Linked DNA regions of Homo sapiens: region 1 is linked to region 2. Evidence: chromatin loops called from intact Hi-C (ENCODE). Cell type or tissue: body of pancreas. All regions are shown on one strand. Links, peaks and the distances in the headings refer to the core of each region. The heading gives the core; the rest is flanking DNA.

Region 1 (2,749 bases), core at 1-2,500, 190 kb after region 2:
TATTGGTAAAACACCTAGGTCTGGGGCTGGGCACGGTGGCTCACGCCTGTAATCCCAGCACTTTGGGAGGTCGAGGGGGGTGGAACACGAGGTCAGGGGTTCGAGACCACCCTGACCAACAAGGAGAAACCCCGTCTCTACTAAAAATAAAAAAATTAGCTGGGCCTGGTGGCACATGCCTGTAATCCCAGCTACTCGGGAGGCTGAGACAAGAGAATCACTTAAACCCGGGAGGCGGAGGTTGCCATGAGCCGAGATTGCACCATTGCACTCCAGCTTGGGCAATGAGCGAAACTCCATCTCAAAAAAAAAAAGCCTAGGTCAAGGCTGGGTGTGGTGATGCGAGCCTGTGATTCCAGCTACTCGGGAGGCTGAGGCAGGGGGATCACTTGACCCCAGGAGGTCGAGACTGCACTGAGCTGTGATTGCACCACTGCACCTCAGCCTCGGTGACAGTGAAATCCTGTCTCCAAAAAAAAGCCACGTCTAGACGACACTTCCTCCTTAAGCAGGCTGGCGTTGGGAGCAGGGAGGCGCCTCCGGAGAAGCCTGTCCCCAGCCTGCAGAGGCAGGGGTGGGGTGCACAAGGAGTGAGTGCCCCTGTGCTGCTGTGCCCTGGGCACTGTGGTGAGCACTGGCACCAGTAATGGGTAAGCAGGCCCCCCCATCCTCCCGAAGGAGGGAGATTTTTCTCACCGTCATCAGGTGGCGCAGGGTATGGGGGAAAATAACGCAGGGAAGGGAGAGTGGAGGCACGAGGGCTGCTGTCAACAGTGGTTAGGGTGGCCTTGGGGCCTCTCGCAGGCAGGACCACGGACGTGGGAAGAGGAGCCTCAAGAATGTCTGGGTGTGGCTGGGCACGGTGGCTCACACTTGTAATCTCAGCACTTTGGGAGGCTGAGGCGGGCAGATCTGAGGTCAGGAATTCGAGACCTCTTGGCCAACATGGGGAAACCCCATCTCTACTAAAAATGCAAAATTTAAAATTAAACCAGGCGTGGTGGTGGGTGCCTGTAGTCCCAAATACTCAGGAAGCTGAGGCAGGAGAATCACTTGAACCCGGGAGGCAGAGGTTGCAGTGAGCTGAAGTCACATCATTGCACTCCAGCCTGGGTGATGAGAGTGAGACTCTGTCTCAAAAAAAAAAGTCTGGGTGCGAAGGTACCAAGGCACAAGTCTGCAAGAGCAGCCAGGAAGCCTGGGTGGGCTGGTGCGAGGGAGTGAGTCGCGGAGCACAGAGGGTGGCACTGGGGGGTATGGCGGGCGGGAGCGCTCTTGGGGGACCTTGTGGGGTGAGTCTGGCTTTTTGGCGGCAACTCCCTGGCCAAGTGTGAGCACCTGGAAGCAAAAGGATGGGGCAGGACTCCAGCGCTCGCGGGTGCTCTCTGGTGGCCACGGGGAGAAGAGGCTTTGGGCGGCGGCGGGTGCCAAGGTCAGGGCAGAGTGGGGGCTGGACCCCCACGGGGCTTTGGACGGCACAGATCTGAAGTGGAGCCGGCAGGCCTTGCTGGGGCTGGACTTTGGGGAGGAGGCCTCTAGTGGGGCCAGGTGTGGTGGGGGAGTAGGGTGGCCGCTGTCTGTGTTACCAGTGGACCTTGAGCTCCAAGACTGCCTGGCCCGCCTAAGCTGGTCCATTGGGGCCCAATGCATAACCCTGGCTCTGAGCCTCAATCCTGTCCACATAAAGGAGTGGAGCCCGGTCCCCCTCCAGGGAGGGGAAAGAACTCGTGTCCAGGGATCCACGCCATGGCAGACGTGGGCTCTTGGGGTAGCAGGAGCCGCCTTATGGGGGAATAGGGCTCAGCTGGTGACACCTTCTGCCCACAGGTGCCAAGTCCTGCCCTGCCAACTTCTTGGCAGCTGCCGACGACAAACTCAGTGGGTTCCAGGGGGACTTCCTGTGGCCCATACTGGTGGTTGAGTTCCTGGTGGCCGTGGCCAGCAATGGCCTGGCCCTGTACCGCTTCAGCATCCGGAAGCAGCGCCCATGGCACCCCGCCGTGGTCTTCTCTGTCCAGCTGGCAGTCAGCGACCTGCTCTGCGCCCTGACGCTGCCCCCGCTGGCCGCCTACCTCTATCCCCCCAAGCACTGGCGCTATGGGGAGGCCGCGTGCCGCCTGGAGCGCTTCCTCTTCACCTGCAACCTGCTGGGCAGCGTCATCTTCATCACCTGCATCAGCCTCAACCGCTACCTGGGCATCGTGCACCCCTTCTTCGCCCGAAGCCACCTGCGACCCAAGCACGCCTGGGCCGTGAGCGCTGCCGGCTGGGTCCTGGCCGCCCTGCTGGCCATGCCCACACTCAGCTTCTCCCACCTGAAGAGGCCGCAGCAGGGGGCGGGCAACTGCAGCGTGGCCAGGCCCGAGGCCTGCATCAAGTGTCTGGGGACAGCAGACCACGGGCTGGCGGCCTACAGAGCGTATAGCCTGGTGCTGGCGGGGTTGGGCTGCGGCCTGCCGCTGCTGCTCACGCTGGCAGCCTACGGCGCCCTCGGGCGGGCCGTGCTACGCAGCCCAGGCATGACTGTGGCCGAGAAGCTGCGTGTGGCAGCGTTGGTGGCCAGTGGTGTGGCCCTCTACGCCAGCTCCTATGTGCCCTACCACATCATGCGGGTGCTCAACGTGGATGCTCGGCGGCGCTGGAGCACCCGCTGCCCGAGCTTTGCAGACATAGCCCAGGCCACAGCAGCCCTGGAGCTGGGGCCCTACGTGGGCTACCAGGTGATGCGGGGCCTCATGCCCCTGGCCTT
Region 2 (3,013 bases), core at 194-2,693:
TTGATGAATGAATGGATAAACAAAATGTGGTATATCCATACATGGAATATGATTCAGCCTTTAAAAGGATGGAAATTCTAGGCCAGGCATGGTGGCTCACGCCTGTAATTCCAGCACTTTGGAAGGCTGAGGCGGGCGGATCACGAGGTCGGGAGATCGAGACCATCCTGGCTAACATGGTGAAACCCCATCTCTACTAAAAATACAAAAAATTAGCCGGGCGTGGTGGCGGCCGCCTGTAGTCCCAGCTATTCCGGAGGCTGAGATGGGAGAATCGCTTGAATCTGGGAGGCGGAGCTTGCAGTGAGCTGAGATCGCGCCACTGCACTCCAGCCTGGGACAGAGAGCGAGACTCCATCTCAAAAATAAATAAATAAATAAATAAATGACTAAAGTGATAAATTTTATATTATGTGTATTTTACCACAATTAAAAATTTTTAAAGTCTTCCATTTAAACATGCACAACCTCTTCTATGAGTCACTATTACCAGCTCACTAAATTCTAGGCCAAGTGCAGTGGCTCACGCCTGTAATCCCAGCAGTTTGGGAGGCTGAGGCAGGAAGATCTTATGAGCCCAGGAGTTCAAGACCGGCCTGGACAATATAGTGAGACCCTGTCACTACAAAAAATAAACAAAAAAAATTATGTGGGCATGGTGGCACACGCCTGTGGTCCCAGTGACTCAGGTGGCTGAGGTGGGAGGATTGCCTGAGCACAGGAGTTTGAGGCTGCAGTGAGCTGTGATCGCGTCACTGCACTCCAGCCTGGGCAACAGAGCAAGACTCTATCTCTAAAAATAAATAAATAAGGTCCAGCACGGTGGCTGACGCCTGTAATCCCAGCACTTTAGGAGGCCGAGGCAGGCAGATCACGAGGTCAGGAGTTTGAGACCAGCCTGGCCAACATGGTGAAATCCTGTCTCTACTAAAAATACAAAAATTAGCCAGGCGTGGTAGCACGCGCCTGTTAACCCAGTTCCTTGGGAGGCTGAGGTAGGAGAATTGCTTGAACCTGGGAGGGGAGGGTTGCAGTGAGCTGAGATCGCACCACTGCACTCCAGCCTGGGCGACAGAGCGAGGCTCTGTCTCGAAAAAAATATAAATAAATAAATGAATAAATAAATTCTAAAATCCTTAACCCAGCTTTCGAAGCCTTTACAGTCAGATCACAACCTTTTCAAGCTCACTTCCCTTCTCCTATCTGCACCCACCATAGGCATCAACCACACACTTACCCTAGTTCCCATTTCCAGAAACTTCCCCTCTTTTAAACATGGTTAGAATCATGTAAAATAAGGGTAAACCCACCAGGTCTTGTCAGCATGACCAATGACTTTCTTCTGTGTCCACCCTCCAGTCTTCACTCGCTCATCCTTCAAGGCCCATCTCAAATGCCACCTCCCCCAGGAAGCCCACTTGACTCTTGACATCTGGCACTTTGTACCATGTGTCGGCTGCATCTGTCTCCCAAATTTGGCAACTGACAGCCATTCAGAGCGGACTGTGTCACGTCCCTCCTGAGTGAGTGAGTGCCTCTATCAGTGTCTTTCTCATAGAAATTACTAGAGAAATTAGGAACAGAAACAATGTGGGCCGGGTGCAGTGACTCATGCCTGTAATCCCAGCACCTTGGGAGGCTGAGGCGGATCACTTGAGGTCAGGAGTTCGAGACCAGCCTGAACAATATTGTGAAACCCTGTCTCTACTAAAAATACAAAAATTAGCTGGGCCCTGTGGCTCATGCCTGTAATCCCAGCACCTTGGGAGGCTGAGGCAAGAGGATCACTTAAGGCCAAGAGTTCAAGACCAGCCTGGGCAACATAGTGAGACCCCCATCTCTACCAAAAAAAAGAAAAAGAAAGAGAAAAATTAGCTGGATGTAGTGGTACACACCTGTAGTCCTAACTATTTGAGAGGCTAAGGTAGGAGGATCACTTGGGCCAAGGAGGTTGAGGCTACAGTGGGCTGTGGTCACACCACTCCACTCTAGCCTGGTCAACAGAGCAAGACCCTGCGTCTTAAAAAAAAAAAAACAAAATAAAATTTAAAAAGAACCCGGCTCACCATGTGCTCATCATGTATTCTTCCTGGGATTCACCAGGACTCTCTTAGAGCCTAAAAAGTGAGAAGCTATTTGCCATTTCATTTGATGGCTGAACTGGCTTTGCCTTTTTGTTTCTTTCTTCTTGTGCAATGACACCTGTCTTCTCATCTATTAAGCAAGGCTAGTTACTAGCTGCCCAGGATTGTTGGAACTATGTGTAAAGTAAGAGTAAACTGGGACCGAGAGTCTACTGGGTCCCCAGGAGCAACAAGAACAACCTTTTCCAGGCTGGATGCAGTGGCTCATGCCTGTAATCCCAGCACTGAGGGAGGCCAAGGTGGGTGGATCACTTGAGGCCAGGAGTTCAAGACCAGCCTGGGCAACATGGCAAAACCCCGTCTCTATTAAAAATACAAAAACTAGCCAGGCATGGTGGTGCACGCCTGTAGTCCCAGCTACTTGGGTGGCTGAGGCATGAGAATTGCTTGAACCCAGGAGGCAGAGGTTGCAGTGAGATGAGATCGTGCCACTGCACTCCAGACTGGGCGACAGAGTGAGACTCTGTCTAAAAAAAAAAAAAAGAGAGAAAGAGAATAAGCTTTTGTATACAGTCTTCATGGAATCTACTCTCCCTACTCTCTGCTCTTTCCTGGTGACTTCTTGGTTTGTGGCTGCACTCTGGATGGATGAAGTTGCAAGACACACTGAGGTGGTGTGCACCTGTAATCCCAACTACTTGGGAGGCTGAGGCAGGAGAATTGCTTAAGCCCAGGAGTTCGAGGCCTGCCTGGGCACCATGGCAAGACCCCATCTCAAAAAGAAAAAAAGAGATAGAATGGGCTTCCACCTTGGCAGGGAGGACATGTCAATGTTCTCAGACAAGAGTTCCCTAGATATGGGAATAAAATGTTCCTGTCATGACAAGTTTTTTCCCAACACAGCCAGACTCAACTCCTCCAGAAGTTAA

The links. A loop is a pair of places that touch in the nucleus more often than their neighbours do. Peaks named below come from ENCODE experiments on the same cell type or tissue, not always from the same donor. Only the 100,000 strongest peaks of a DNase experiment are listed, where the experiment ranks them.
Region 1: a loop joins it to region 2, with 3 times the contacts of the local background. A loop is called at or near these places in 38 of 110 quality-filtered maps.

What each region holds. Positions count from the first base shown.
Region 1 is chr19:10,111,806-10,114,554 of GRCh38, forward strand. It overlaps PPAN (peter pan homolog), which reads left to right. Exons shown (of 12, transcript NM_020230.7): 12 at 1-207. It overlaps PPAN-P2RY11 (PPAN-P2RY11 readthrough), which reads left to right. Exons shown (of 13, transcript NM_001198690.2): 13 at 1,828-2,749. The coding sequence ends at 2,049. It overlaps P2RY11 (purinergic receptor P2Y11), which reads left to right. Exons shown (of 2, transcript NM_002566.5): 2 at 1,828-2,749. Among named protein-coding and RNA genes, the nearest start is that of P2RY11, 1.5 kb to the left of the region's middle. RefSeq lists an enhancer at 1,638-1,707 and a silencer at 1,868-2,162. In body of pancreas, for the core only: a CTCF peak has its summit at 1,393 (motif pointing left); DNase peaks (open chromatin) are centred at 1,376, 2,026 and 2,456; H3K27ac peaks cover 1,943 bases.
Region 2 is chr19:9,926,191-9,929,203 of GRCh38, forward strand. All of the region lies in intron 1 of OLFM2 (olfactomedin 2), which reads right to left. Among named protein-coding and RNA genes, the nearest start is that of OLFM2, 8.8 kb to the right of the region's middle. In body of pancreas, for the core only: no CTCF peak of the experiment used is centred there; no DNase peak of the experiment used is centred there.